2 separate regions of the Homo sapiens genome follow, and region 2 is linked to region 1. The links are chromatin contacts, found by Hi-C or POLR2A ChIA-PET in ENCODE. All regions are on one chromosome and are shown on one strand. Each heading gives the region's core, a stretch centred on a gene start or an enhancer-like site at or near the end of the contact. The rest is flanking DNA. Distances are from core to core; before and after follow the strand shown. Region 1 overlaps C1orf21 (chromosome 1 open reading frame 21). Region 2 has its middle 100 kb from the start of EDEM3.

The links. A loop is a pair of places that touch in the nucleus more often than their neighbours do. ChIA-PET counts read pairs that join two places held with the same protein, here RNA polymerase II (POLR2A). Pooled maps may share reads with other maps.
Region 2: a loop to region 1 is called in a pooled map, with 2.1 times the contacts of the local background. The contact joins two enhancer-like sites. A Hi-C loop is called at or near these places in 4 of 37 single-sample maps with no recorded cell type and 4 of 50 pooled maps. POLR2A ChIA-PET finds 5 or more read pairs at or near these places in 1 of 52 experiments (MCF 10A).

What each region holds. Positions count from the first base shown.
Region 1 is chr1:184,608,486-184,615,274 of GRCh38, reverse strand. The region is part of intron 5 of C1orf21 (chromosome 1 open reading frame 21); the gene reads right to left. It overlaps LOC107985236 (a long non-coding RNA gene), which reads left to right. Exons shown (of 4, transcript XR_001738328.3): 3 at 4,174-4,316; 4 at 6,254-6,789. Among named protein-coding and RNA genes, the nearest start is that of EDEM3, 140 kb to the left of the region's middle. Within about 2 kb of position 3,859, at least 12 of the 41 ENCODE cell types and tissues checked have a DNase peak (open chromatin) inside an H3K27ac peak, as active enhancers do.
Region 2 is chr1:184,646,557-184,653,345 of GRCh38, reverse strand. No RefSeq gene overlaps it. Among named protein-coding and RNA genes, the nearest start is that of EDEM3, 100 kb to the left of the region's middle. RefSeq lists an enhancer at 3,570-3,899. Within about 2 kb of position 3,598, at least 3 of the 41 ENCODE cell types and tissues checked have a DNase peak (open chromatin) inside an H3K27ac peak, as active enhancers do.

The sequences.
Region 1 (6,789 bases), core at 2,610-5,109:
ACCACACCCTACTCTGTGTAGAGGCTTCCACGTCTTCTTCAGTTATCTGTATTATTATCCTCCTGGAAGTGTAAGTTGATGTCAGTGCAGAACACACATTTCTAAGGTTCTAGTGTAAGGGGTTTTTGTTTGTTGAAGTGTGTCTATAAGAATTAGAAGTACTAAGGAAAGGACATCATCCTAATTTTAAATCCTGCTAGTTTAAAGAGCAACAGCTCAAAGAGTGACTTTAAGAAACTGTTCCTCCAATGTGCCTAACGTACTTTTCCTCCACAGGTTTAAAATAGACAAATAGTCTAGGCCAGGGGTCCCTAGTCCCCAAGCCATGGACCGCTACTGGTCCATGGCCTGTTAGGAATTAGGCCACACAGCATGAAGTGAGCGACAGGCGAGTGAGTGAAGCTGAGCTCTGCCTCCTGTCAGATCAGCGGCAGCATCAGATTCTCATAGGAGCACGAACACTACTGTGAACCGTGCATGTGAGGGATCTAGGTTGTGTGCTCCTTATGAGAATCCAATGCCTGATGATCTGTCAGTGTCTCCCACCATCCCCAGATGGGACCATCTTGTTGCAGGAAAACAAGCTCAAGGCTCCCACTGATTCTACATTATGGTGAATATGTAATAACAGAAATTAAGTGCACAATAAATGTAATGTGCTTGAATCATCCTGAAACCACCCCCACCCCGCCCCACCCAACTCCCCATCCATGGAAAAATTGTCTTCCACAAAACCAGTCCCTGGTGCCAGAAAGGTTGGGGACTGCTGGTCTAGGCCTTGCCATTCAGTGTCAGGTATGATTCATCATATATGTTTTTAGTATGTTTCTATAGACATGTATGCATTCAGCCCAATACACACATCCCTCAGACATGTAACAATCAGTGTGAACTGAGTATTCTCCCACTGGAGTAGACTAGATGAAAGTGACTGAGAGGAAGTGTTGAATCTGTTTCTCCATCTGTAAAATGGGGACAATAAAACCTAACTTGCAGAGTTGTGGGAATTAAGCATATACATGAAAGTGTTTAGCAAAGCTAGGCACATGGTAGGTGCTTAATAAATTATAGCTCTTACAATGATACTGAAAAATGAGACCAACTGGTCCAACAGAAAATAAAACTGTCTAGGTGAGAAATGGGGCCCACATCTCAATCAGTCAGTTCACATTCAGATCCTCAAAGAAGCCAAGTACCAAAGGGCCTCGGTGCTTCTCACTCTGTCCTGGCTGGCTTCTCCTGCTCCCATCTCTTTATTTTTATTTCTTCAGAGAGAGTCTTGCTCTGCCACCCAGGCTGGAGTGCAGTGGCATGATCTCAGCTCACTGCAACCTCCACCTCCCAGGTTCAAGCAATTTTCCTTCCTCAGCCTCCCAAGTAGCTGGGATTTCCCTGTAGTTGCCCTAGGGAGAAACAGTCTCTTCCCTTCTCAGTGGTCCTTCCATCGCACCATCATGTTGTATAGAATTTTAGGCAAAATGTTTGCCTCCCTTACTGAGGGGGAAAACATGTTTCTTGTCCATCTTTGTATTTTGGGTACCTAATGGAGTCCTCGTGTGGCCCATATCCAAGGGTTGTGAACACTCTGGCTTTGGAGGGAAGCAGTGCTGGGGTGTGGGGGTAGCAGGGTGGAGGCTGTTAAATGGTATTACACAGAAAGTGTCCTGGTACTTTAGTAAGGGAAGAAAACCATCAACGTTTTGCACATCATAATGGAAGATGCAGCCTTTTTAAACAACACAACTGATAATAAGTTTTGAGCAAAACTATGCACACAGAATAGGGCATAGGCCCTGTTACATGAATAGCTTGGAACTTAGGAGAGGGGCAACAGGACTGCAAAGAGAGGCAACCAAAGTTGATACTAGAATCCCACTGTCCATTATTCATTATTTGTATTTATTTAAGTACAGTTGTCTCTGCTTATCCATGGGGGATTTGTTCCAAAATCACCAGTGGATGCCTGAAACCTCAGAGAGTACTGAACTCTACATATACTATATTTTTCCTACACATACGTACCTAACTATATAAATTAGGCTCACACCTGTAAGCCCAGCACTTTGGGAGGCCGAGGTGGGTGGATCACTTGAGGTCAAGAGTTCGAGACCAGCCTGACCAACATGGTGAAACCCCATCTCTACTAAAAATACAAAAATTAGCTGGGCGTGGTGGCGTGCGCCTGTAATCCCAGCTACTCGGGAGGCTGAGACTGCAGATCACTTGAACTCAGGAGGTGGAGGTTGCAGTGAGTCAAGATCGTGCCACTGCACACCAGACTGGGTGACAGAGTGAAACTCTGTCTCAAAAGAAAAAAAAAGGAAGGAAAAGGAAAAAGAATTAGGCACAGCAAGAGAGTAACAACAGTAACAACTAATAATAGAACAATTCTAATAATATACTATAATAAAAGTTATGTGAATGTGTTCTCTCTCTCTCAAAATATCTTAGTGTACTATACTCACCCTTCTTCTTGTTGACTCTGGGTAACTGAAACAGTGGATAAAGGGGACTACTAATACCCACATAAATCACATGTGGAATCAGGTCCAGTTCTCTTTCCATAATGTTCAGTGGGCTTTTTTTTGTTTTTTGAGATGGAGCCTGGCTCTGTTGCCCAGGCTGGAGTGCAGTGGCACAATCTTGGCTCACTGCAACCTTCGCCTCCCGAGTAGCATGCACCACCACGCCTGGCTAATTTTTGTATTTTTAGCAGAGACAAGGTTTCATCATGTTGGCCAGGCTAGTCTCAAACTCCTGACCTCAGCTGATCCACCTGCTTTGGCCTCCCAAAGTGCTGGGATTACAGGTGTGAGTCACCACACCCGGCCTCAGCCAGGCATCTTAAACTCTGTCTTTTGCTTTCATCATAAAGTTCTGAGTTAAAGAACCTCATGGGTAGGGCAATGGAGTCAGCAAACAAGTCCGGTCAAGACTCTTGGGTTTGTACAAAGCAAACATGAAGTTTTGTAATAAAGGCTCATGACAGAAGTTCATTTTAATGAGGCTTCTTTCTGTCTGGAAGTGTAAGCTGTTATGCTTGTGATAAAGCAGGCTCTTGTTGGCTTGGTGACTAGCTGAAGGATCACCTGAAGAATTTTTCCTCCGCTCCTTTACCTGTCTGGATGACACTGGGAATCTCTGTTAGTTGCTGGACTGTGCATTATCACTAAACTATATTTCTAATAACACAGTCACTGAGATAATGCCTTTTGTTGAATAATTTCCTCATTCAGTAAGGCTTTTAAAAAATTATAAATTTTTTTATTTCAGTAGCTTTTGGGGTACAAGTGGTTTTTGGTTACATGATAAATGACACAGTGGTGAATTCTGAGATTTTAGTGCACCCATCACCCAAGCAGTGTATATTGTACCAATATGCAGTTTTTTACTCCACATCCTCCTCCCATCCTCTCTGTTCTGAGTCTCCCAAGTCTATTATATCCTGAGTCTCAGTTTCTTGACTTATTGTTATCCTTCCTTGACAGCCTTTATCCTGTACTGTGGGACTTAACTGCTTTCTGAGTGGCAAACAGCATCCTGATTAATGAAGCACAATTGCCCCACCTGCATTCTGGTGCATAAATTTAATAGGCATCTCCCTCCTCTGTCCACCTAACACCCTTTATCCCCTAACCCCTTCCTCCATGTTTTACCATCCAGAGGCAACCTCAGATCCAAGTTTCCATAAGAATCTGTATGTTTCAGCTCTGTCCTTGAACCAGGACTGCAGGAGCAGATAACCACGTTCTGCAGCTTGAGCATCTGTGCACGACTAGCTAGAATCCAGAATACACAGGAAGAGGAGGCTGGAAAAGTGAAAGGAAGGCTATCCCCAGGGGCTGCTGGGCTTAAACCACCGCCTGCAGGGCTGCAGGGCCCTCCTCCTGTAGGAAGCAGGTGCCTTCCATCCCTTTCTCAGGGCTGGATGTGTCAGAGCCTCTTTAATCACAGAGCACTTTTCAGCAGCATTTTCGTTTATAGTCAAACAACAAGTCATAAGAACAGTTTTAAATGCCAAAGACATACTGAAGAAAAGCAAAAAATAATTAGCTGTGCTGTTAAAGTCTCCTCCCCTGGATTACTTCATTAGAAAAATCAATCGAGGCATTAATGGCTTTCTCCGTCTCTAATGAGCTTTATTCTAATTAGACTCACGTGTTATTGTTTCAGCTGGAAAAAGGTCTCGTTTGTAATGAGCAGTGGAGTGTGACAGCCTCTGACTGTTTCTTTGACCATATATAGGAATGATCACCGTGATAATAACAGCAGTGACAACAATCCCCGGATATTGGGCTTTTCATTTCCAAGAGAGAGTAAGTATTAACTAAACAGCTTCGAAACCCCCATGAAGTGTTTATTATACCCGAATCCCCATTTCACCAACAGTAAGGAGGATATTTTAGAAGCCTTTTTTTTTTTTTTTTTGAGTCAGAGTCTCGCTCTGTTGCTCAGGCTGGAGTGCAGTGGGCGATCTCGGCTCACTACAAGCTCCGCCTCCCAGGTTCACGCCATTCTCCTGCCTCAGCCTCCCGAGTACCTGGGACTACAGGCGCCTGCCACCATGCCCATCTAAATTTTTTTGTATTTTTAGTAGAGACAGGATTTCATCGTGTTAGCCAGGATGGTCTCGATCTCTTGACCTCGTGATCCGCCTGCCTCGGCCTCCCAAAGTGCTGGGATTACAGGCGTGAGCCACCGCGCCTGGCCTAGAAGCTTTAAGCCACGTACTTTTCAAGCTTTATCTGAGGCTGGCACTTGGATGACTTCAATGATGTTCTTTCCCCACAAGGAGGTGAGCAGGAGTGAGGATAAAGACATGGAGAGATAATGCAGACGACCACGTTCTCTTGGCCATACTGAACTGATGTCCGAGAGCAGGCCTTGGCAAACTTCCTCTGGGAAGGGCCACAGTAAATATTTTAGGCCTTCCATTCCATATGGTCTCACTGCGCTTCAACTCTGCCATTGTAAGCTTGAAAGCGGCCATAGATAAAAGTAAATGAATGAGTATGGCTGAGTTCCAATAAAACTTTATTTATGGACACTGAAATTTGAATTTCATGCTGTTTTTCACATGTCACAAAATAGTCTTCTTTCATTTTCTCCCAACCATTTAAATGTGTAAAAACCATTTTTGTCTCGCAGGCTGGATGTGGCCTATGGGCCATAGTTTGCCTGCCCTGCCCCAGAGAACAGAATTAACCACCAGTAGCATCAGAGGCTAACACTGTTCAAGGGTTTTGCCCTCTTTAGAGCTCAAACAGCAGGGATAATTTCCACCTTGAGAGACATCTCTCCAGAGCTCTTCTGCAAAAACTGTTCTTATTTTACAAACATGAAAACATTGAAAATCAAAATTAAATGGAAAAATTCATCTCCAACAGCATCTCTTCCCAATCAGTCTTCAAATTTCATTTCAATCTTTGTCCATATGCATGACATTTTTATACCATTTTAATCCTATTATAGACACAGTGTTTTAGTTTGCTTTTTTTCACTTAACGTTATCTTGTAAAATTCTTCCCTGTTGTGACTGATTTCTTCTAATCAGACATATCATAATTTTTTGTGGAATTTTTTTGTGGAAGATTTCCATGCTATTTGTTGGACTTAATTAAAAGGGATGTCTTAGTGTCTTCTCAAGTGTAACAGTTAAGATGCAAATGCTACCACCTTGCCCTCAAGCCAGGAAACCTGGGAAAACCCACTTGGTAGACTGGAGCCTCACACACCTCCCCCAGGATTCACTTCCTTTTGGACAATGGCTTTAGCAAATCTGGCATTTTAATTCATTTGCCTCTTGATGTGCCTTCCAGACAAACTCTTTAGAGCTCTTTGCTCTGAAAGAGCTCTCTGTTCCACATACACCCTAGAATTTATGTTGAACTTGGATGGAGGTTTGGGGAGACTAATCACACATCTCCTTTCATTACAGTTTTTAACCAGGAAATACAGAAAGAGTTAGATGAGGATCAGTTTTCTTGCTGGATTAGAGAACTTGGTAGGTCCCCATTAGTCCCTTGCCTCACACCTGCTGAGACCCTCTGGATGGTGACTGACTCATCCAGTCACATGTGGAGAAAGAAGAGGTTGGGTTTGCCCCTTCACTGTTCCATGGGCTGGGCCTCTGGAGAGGGAGAGGTGAGGGACATACTTTAAGTTGGTTCCTTTCTTTCCTCTCCACAAAGGGGGGTGACACTGTTTGAGGGACCACAGGGCTCACCTTCCCTTCCTTTCTCTTTGCTTTCAGAATAGGAAGCACATGCATTTGGCCAGGAAGAAGACTTCAGCTATTGATGGGAGGGCCCTCTTTCTAGAAGGCAGAGAACAATGGACTAGCCAGACAGGAAGGAGAGAGGCCCAGAGCGCAGTAAGGAGTGGGCATCTGGGACCCAGGGTTGGGAAGAACACTTCTGTTTGGCTTCCTTCCTCTTCTAGGGCATGGCTAAGGTGGCCAACCTGCATGCACCCCAGAAGAGGAAGATAAGTAGGCCCATGGGACTTTATTATGGAGCCTGAGGCTTTCACTGGCCTGATTAATCCATTTTCTGGGAATGAGCACTTTGGGAGGATAACAATCAAAGGATCCCCAGAGGACACGTGACAGGCTGGGGCCATCAGAACTACTGATCCGTGGGTACTATCCGGCTTACTGAATTATGAAACACAGGTTAAATTAAGGGTTGTCACACATTTGGCTAATTGGCCAATAAGAACAGCAATTAATAGAGGTCAGGCAATTCAACTGCATCTGTGGCCATGACTATCAGAGCCCTTGGAAACAGC
Region 2 (6,789 bases), core at 2,349-4,848, 38 kb before region 1:
AGAGGTGTCATGGCGCAATTTAATAAGACCTACCATTTTTTGAGTATTTATTGTGTGCCCAGAGAGATTGACACGGACTTTCTCTATTTCTCGTAGTATTTCAGCAAAATGAGTAACATTATCTCCATCTTAAACAAGGGAAAACTGAAGCCCAGAGAAGGTAAACATCTTTGAATTCATGCAGCTGTTAAGTGATGGGTTTGAGATGTGAGTCCTGGAATGTCTAATTCTTCATCCAGGATCTTCTCAGTGCATCATGCTTCCTCTTACACAGAACCTCTCTGCCTGGTAATGGCTATTGCACATATTTCTCCTGCTGAGACCACTTTCTTCACATTAGCTGGTGTGCTGCTTTTAAAATATGTCTACAAATTCTTTAATTCTCCTTCCTTTAAGAGGTGAAGCTAAATTTTTCTTCACTTGAATATGGCTTGAAATTAGCAACTCACTTTCAACAAATAGAACATAGTGGAAGAGACTGTTTGACTTCTGAGATGAGGCCATAAAGGCATTGAGGCTTCCCTTTTGCTCACTCTCTCAGATCACTTGTTCTGGGGGAAGCCAGCTGTCATGACATAAAGACCCTCAAGTGGCCTTCTGGAGAGGCCCTGGTGGTGAGGAGAACAAAGTGAGAAACTGTCAGCAGGCACATGAGTGAGCCACCTTGACTCTCCAGCCCCAGTCAAGCCTTTGGATGACAGCAGCCCTGGCCAATATCTTGACATCAACCTCGTGAGAGACCCTGAGCCAGAACCACCCAGCTAAGCTGCTCTCAAATTCCTGACCCACGGAGACTATGGGATGACACATGTTGGTCATTTTAAGCTGCTAATCTTTGGGGATAATTTGTTATGCAGCAACAGATAACTAATACAGATTATATATCATACAGATATAGAATTTCAAGGCATTACAGATTATAGAACTTAAAGCATTATTCCAGGAACTTGTGTGAGCTCCAGACAGTGTTCAGAGTTCTCTTACAGGAGGCACTGGCTCTGCCTGTAGTTACTCCAGCTGTCCTTGTTCCTGCTGAAGTTAGTTCTCTTTTTCGGAGGATGAGGCTGTAAATCCAGCTCTTAAGCATCTGCAGGTGTTGCCTTGTTGTCCGGTAGCTAAACCAGAAGGTTCACATTTTAAGCAGTCTTGAAGAGCTGTACTTGGAGTAGTTGCTGGGAAGTCCAATTAAGAGCAGACCCTGAGTGAAAGAAGACTTGCCAAATCTCACTTAGGCTCCTGATGTTTGAGACAGATGACAGACCCAGGAACTTGTTAATGCAACCCATTTATAGATCCTCCACATTCTATCCCTGTATGAAATTGTATTATAAGAAATCAAAGTACCTGGAACATTTTATATCATACTCATCAGACAGTCTTCATAATTACAGGAGTCTTCTTTTAAAACAGTGTTTCTGTCACTTCCAAAAATCCTGCTTGAAAATGTCCTCGAGTCACAATTCAGCTAATATATATTTAACGCTTGTTAGATAGCAAGTGCTAATCTAGGACCTGGGAATACAGCAATGAACCAAACAGACAAAATCCCTGCCCTCATGAGGCTTATAGTCTAGTGAAGGAGACAGAAAACAAGCAGACAAACACATAAGTAAAGGACTTGGATGAGTGAGTGTAAATGCAACGGAGAGAAATAAAGGAAGGCAAAGTGTGGTTCGAGTGTGGTGCTAGGAGTGGGTGCTGGGGGGCAGGATGGCTGCTCTGAGGGGATACTTGAGCAGGGAGGCGAATGTCAAGAAGCTCTGCCGAACATTCCAGGAGATGGACGAGTCCTGTGGCAGAAGTCAGTGTGGCTTATTTGAGGAACAGCTAAATGACACTTTAGGACAGGGGTGTCCAATCTTTTGACTTCCCTGGGCTACACTGGAAGAAGAAGAATTGTCTCGGGCCACACATAAAATACACTAACAATAGCCGAAATTGCAAAAGAACTCCTAATGTTTTAAGAAAGTTTACAAATTTGTGTTGGGCCACATTCAAAGCCATCCTGGGCTGCATGCGACCCGTGAGCTGTGGGTTGGACAAGCTTGCTTTAGGATTTCTGTCTTTTTTCTTTTTTTTTTTGAGACAGAGTCTTGCTGTATCGCCCAGGCTGGATGGAGTGCAGTGGTGCCATCTTGGCTCATTGCAACCTCCACCTCCCAGGTTCAAGTGATTCTTCTGCCTCAGCCTCCTGAGTATCTGGGACTACAGGCGCCCACCACCATATCCGGCTAATTGCTTTAGGATTTCAGTGTAAGGATTCACATACCAAATCACTCTTGAGTTAGAGAGTTTTGGAAAAACTTTGTCTCTGCAGACTGACTTGTGATCTTTTGGCTGAGTAAATGAAAACCATGTTGCCTACAATGTCTTCCTTTTGGCCTGGGCTTCCAGGAAGCTCAGAGCCAAAATCTGTGCCTGCTGATGGTGGGTAATCAATTTATCTCGGGGTCTGGGAGCAGCTGCCCACTCTGCTTCTTTTACAGAAAGAGATGATGGAATAAATGTTTATTTATAAACATTATACTTTCTCCATGTAAACTGTTTTCACCCACATGCTACCTTGAGTTGACTTGGAAGGGGCAGAAGGATTGTCATTAAACAGGTTTGCCATTTCAAATAAGGAAGTTGTAACAAGTGGCAGATGTCATTGTCTTGCTGTTGGTTCATTGCACAAACATTTATTAAGTGCCCAGCACATTCCAGCTGGGCGGGGACCTGTATGGAAAGATGGAGAGGATGGTTCCTGCCCTCTAGAATGTGTTCCCTCACATTCTAGAATACAGTGCAATAAAAAATCAAATAATTACAAACGTGATGTAAACTGGCACAGGAGGGGAGCCCAAAGAGAGTGACAGCTAGTCCTGGGAGGTTTTGATGGAGGAGGAGGGGACTGGTGCATGGAACCCCCTTCTTTCTGCGTGGTAGGAGAAAGGCCACATCAGCCCCTACACACAGCACCCATCTGAGGACGGTGGTGACCAGCTTCCCAGCCTGCCCTCCCCACCTTCCAGAATCCATCCCAGCCCCAAGGCACCCGGGTCTGAGCTATGCAGCAAGAGTTTTCCAGACAGAAAGAAAAAATAGGTTAAAAATATCTGAGCCCCACATGTCCTATTTTTAATTGATTTACACACAGACTCTTCAATCACAGTATTAATATTTAATTGTCCTGTCAGGTCAGATCCTTCCCAGTCAGACAGTTAAAAATGGCTTGGGACAGAGGAGGAAATGAGGGGCTGGGGTGGCATGAAATGAGGAAAGTGAGGCACCTGCCCTGAGGGGATTAGGCTCTGAGGGACAAGGAGGAGCAGACCCTGGCTCTAGGGTCCTGGGAGAAATAACATCTCACTTGTTTTCTCTCTGTCCCTGTCCCCTCAGTACACACATGTGGAAGCACAACAGCATTCCCCCAAAAAGCCATTAAAGAAACCATGTAAGAGTTGAGACAACACCAAGGTCTGTGGAGACAATGAGGTGCTTCTTCAAGGAGACGCCAGGAGGCTGGTCTCTGGGGGAGAGTCCGGAGGATGAAGCATTCATGCCCTCAGTATTTTAAGTTTGTGAGGGGCCGATTGGTATTTTGACTCTGGGCCCCGGCCCAGCCCGCCCAGGTGAAACCTGATTTACATGCATGTTTCTTCTTTGAGAAACGGCGCCTGTGTTGGCTGTCCCAGCATCACAGCAGCATAGAAACATGGCTTGGGAACTATTTTGGGTAAAAGCACTCTCAGAGACAGCCAATAAATGTCTCAATGTGACTCATTCAAAGAGGCTATTAATAGACAGGAGATGTGAGGGACAGGAGAACTGAATTTCATTCAGTTTCAGCCTCTTGCTTTATTTGTTCTTCCTTTTTAAAAACAGAAATCAAGAAGTGAAGTTTGTCTTGTTGGGTTTGAGTGGGGTGGGGAGGAAGAGCTTGTCTGCCGAGCAGTCATCTACCTCCTCCTCTTCTCCCAGGGTCCAGAGAGGGAAAAGCCAACGGGACACTCACCTTGGAGTCTACTAGAGTCTTTTCTGTTCATTCCTGACTCCTTTGCTGAAGAAAAAGCCTAACAAGTCTGGATAGTCACAGGAAATCATGTTGAGGTGATGTCTCATTATCTTTGAGGTCTGAGGAAAATCTTGGAGTCCTACCCAATATCCCCATTCACCTCTCTGTGTGTCTTCTTGGTTTGGTGCAGTGATTCTCATTGGGAAAGCATCTGTGGGGGTGAATTTTGTTGTCTTAATGGTTGAGTTGGGATGGTCTCGCCATTTAACGGGAAAAGGCAGAAATGCTAGACAGCCTGCAATGCTCTGGGTGACGCTCCCAATGAAGAACTGCTCCTGTCCTGCATAATGGCTGGGTGCCAACTGTGCATTCTTTTTTTTTTTAGACAGAGTCTTGCTCTGTCGCCCAGGCTGGAGTGTGGAGGCATGATCTCGGCTCACTGCAACCTCCACCTCCCTGGTTCAAGCAATTCCCCCGCCTCAGCCTCCCAAGTAGCTGTAGCTGGGATTATAGCTGCACACCATGTCTGGCTAATTTTTTTTTTGTACTTTTAGTAGAGATGGGGTTTCACCATGTTGGCCAGATGGGTCTCTAACTCCGAACTCTTGACCTCAGGCAATCTGCCCACCTCAGCCTCCCAAAGTGCTGAGATTACAGGCATGAGCCACCGCACCCAGCCCACTGTGCATTCTTGAGTGGAGAACATGTTCAGAATAATCTGAGCCTAAAATCAAACTCCATTTGACTCATGACCATGGAGTATTAGTTGCATATTTTTAAATGCGTGAAGTTTTTCCAGGAATGCAACTGTTGTGAGAATCAGGGATAAACTAGATTTTGTGTTGTTCACCTTTTGAAAAAATCACATCCCTAATGCCAATGCCACTTGTGGTATTTGAGTTACCCAAACCACATACACCTGTACCAATCTGCATTTGCAGCTGTCAGATTTGCGGTGGTGCTTTTTCTGCAAGCAAGTATCTGACTGTTTCCTGCTGGCTGCTAAGGTAGTTGCACCAAACTTTAACATATTGAAACACATATGATGTCATCATAAATGACTTTTATTTCTCTTTTATATTTCAATTAGGGCATTATACTGATTTTTAAAATTGTGTGTGTAGGTGGGTAATATTAATTTAATTTCAGGGATGTAAAGGGGACACACAGAATATTTGTTAGGCACTGGGTCTGATTTAGGTCTTAAACCAGGATTGAAATAACTGATGTGGATGTTTTCTATTGTTTTGTTGTTTTGTTTTTTCTTTTGAGGCAGTCTTGCTCTATCGCCCAGGCTGGAGTGCAGTGGTGTGATCTCGGCTCACTGTAACCTCTGCCTCCCAGGTTCAAGCAGTTCTCCTGCCTCAGCCTCCAGAGTAGCTGGGATTACAGGCACGTGCCACCACACCCGGCTAATTTTTGTATTTTTGGTAGAGACAGGGTTTCGCCATGTTGGCCAGGCTGGTCTCAAACTCCTGGCCTCTAGTGATCTGCCGGCTTGGCCTCCCAAAGTGCTGGGATTATAGGCATAAGCCACTGTGCCGAGCCTAGGTATGGGTTTTTAAGTGGCACAAAGTCCTGAGAGAAGAGGCAGGCAAGAGGTTCACCAGCAGTTGGATTCCCTGAGTCATGTTCTACTCAGAGGCTCAAATGCTTCAAATAAGCTGCAGGGCTGTTTTTAAATTACAGTTGTCTGCAAGAATCAGTCAGTTTATAGAGAAGGGTGAAGGGTCAGAAAAGCAACAGTTCAAGGGCTGTGGCAGGGACACCAGACCTCAGATCACCAGGCATGGCTGGGTCTGTGGCAAACTGACTCGGTGCCTGCTGACTGCTGCCCTGCAGGACTGTGGACGTAGTGTTGCTAGATCTTCCACTTTTTTGGTGGATGCTGGAAATCTGAAATCTGACACGTTGGCAACTGTATTCATCGAGATAAGCCTGTGCTGCCCTGCCAACAATACAGTGGCTTAAGGGACCAGGACGGTGGTGTCTTTTGCATGTCTTGGTCATAATATGAAAGGTCATGATCAAGGCTGGGTCACCACCTGCCCAGGTGTCAGCTGGGGGAATAGAGGAAAGGGCGATGAGGGTGGGGGGGCACGTGCAGCATTGTGAAAGCCCAGCCTTGGAAGTGGCCCACCTCAGCTTCATGCGTGTCCTATAACTGGTGAGGAAATGTCATTCTTAGTGGGGCAGCCATGGCCTGGCTACAGCCCTGACGGTCTCTGCCAGAGCACCTAATTCAAACCTTTAAAATACATCATGTGGGCCCATCCTGTGTTGACCGTGGGGCTGGACTTGGCTGAAGGACTGCTGGTCCTGCCCTGCTGGAGTTTCAGTCCCACACATGGAGAAAGGATTCAGAACTGAGGACTGGGAGGAAGGCAAGTGGGCAGGGTGTTTAAGTTGGCTAAGGAGTGCCTTACTCAGAGCCAACACTGAGTGGGGACAGCCTGGAGGAAAAGGGGCCTAGAGCTTGAGTGCAGACAAGGGAGTTTCTGCCCAGATTAGCTGTCTCACCCCAGGAAACCTTTCCCCGCCCAGGTGAGGTGCTCGTGGTCTACACCTCCCTGACACCCCTATGTACTTCCTAGGACAGCACTCATCACATCACTGTTTTGCTCGCCTGTGTGGCTCTTCCCATCTACACTGCAATTCGATTCTGCTCACGGCTGTATCCTCAGGGTCTTGCAGAGTAATTGGTATATGGTAGGTCCTCAACAAGCACTTGATGAATGACTGAAAGAATCCTATGAACAGTGGAAAATTAATGGCTGTTTTTGAGTCAGTGC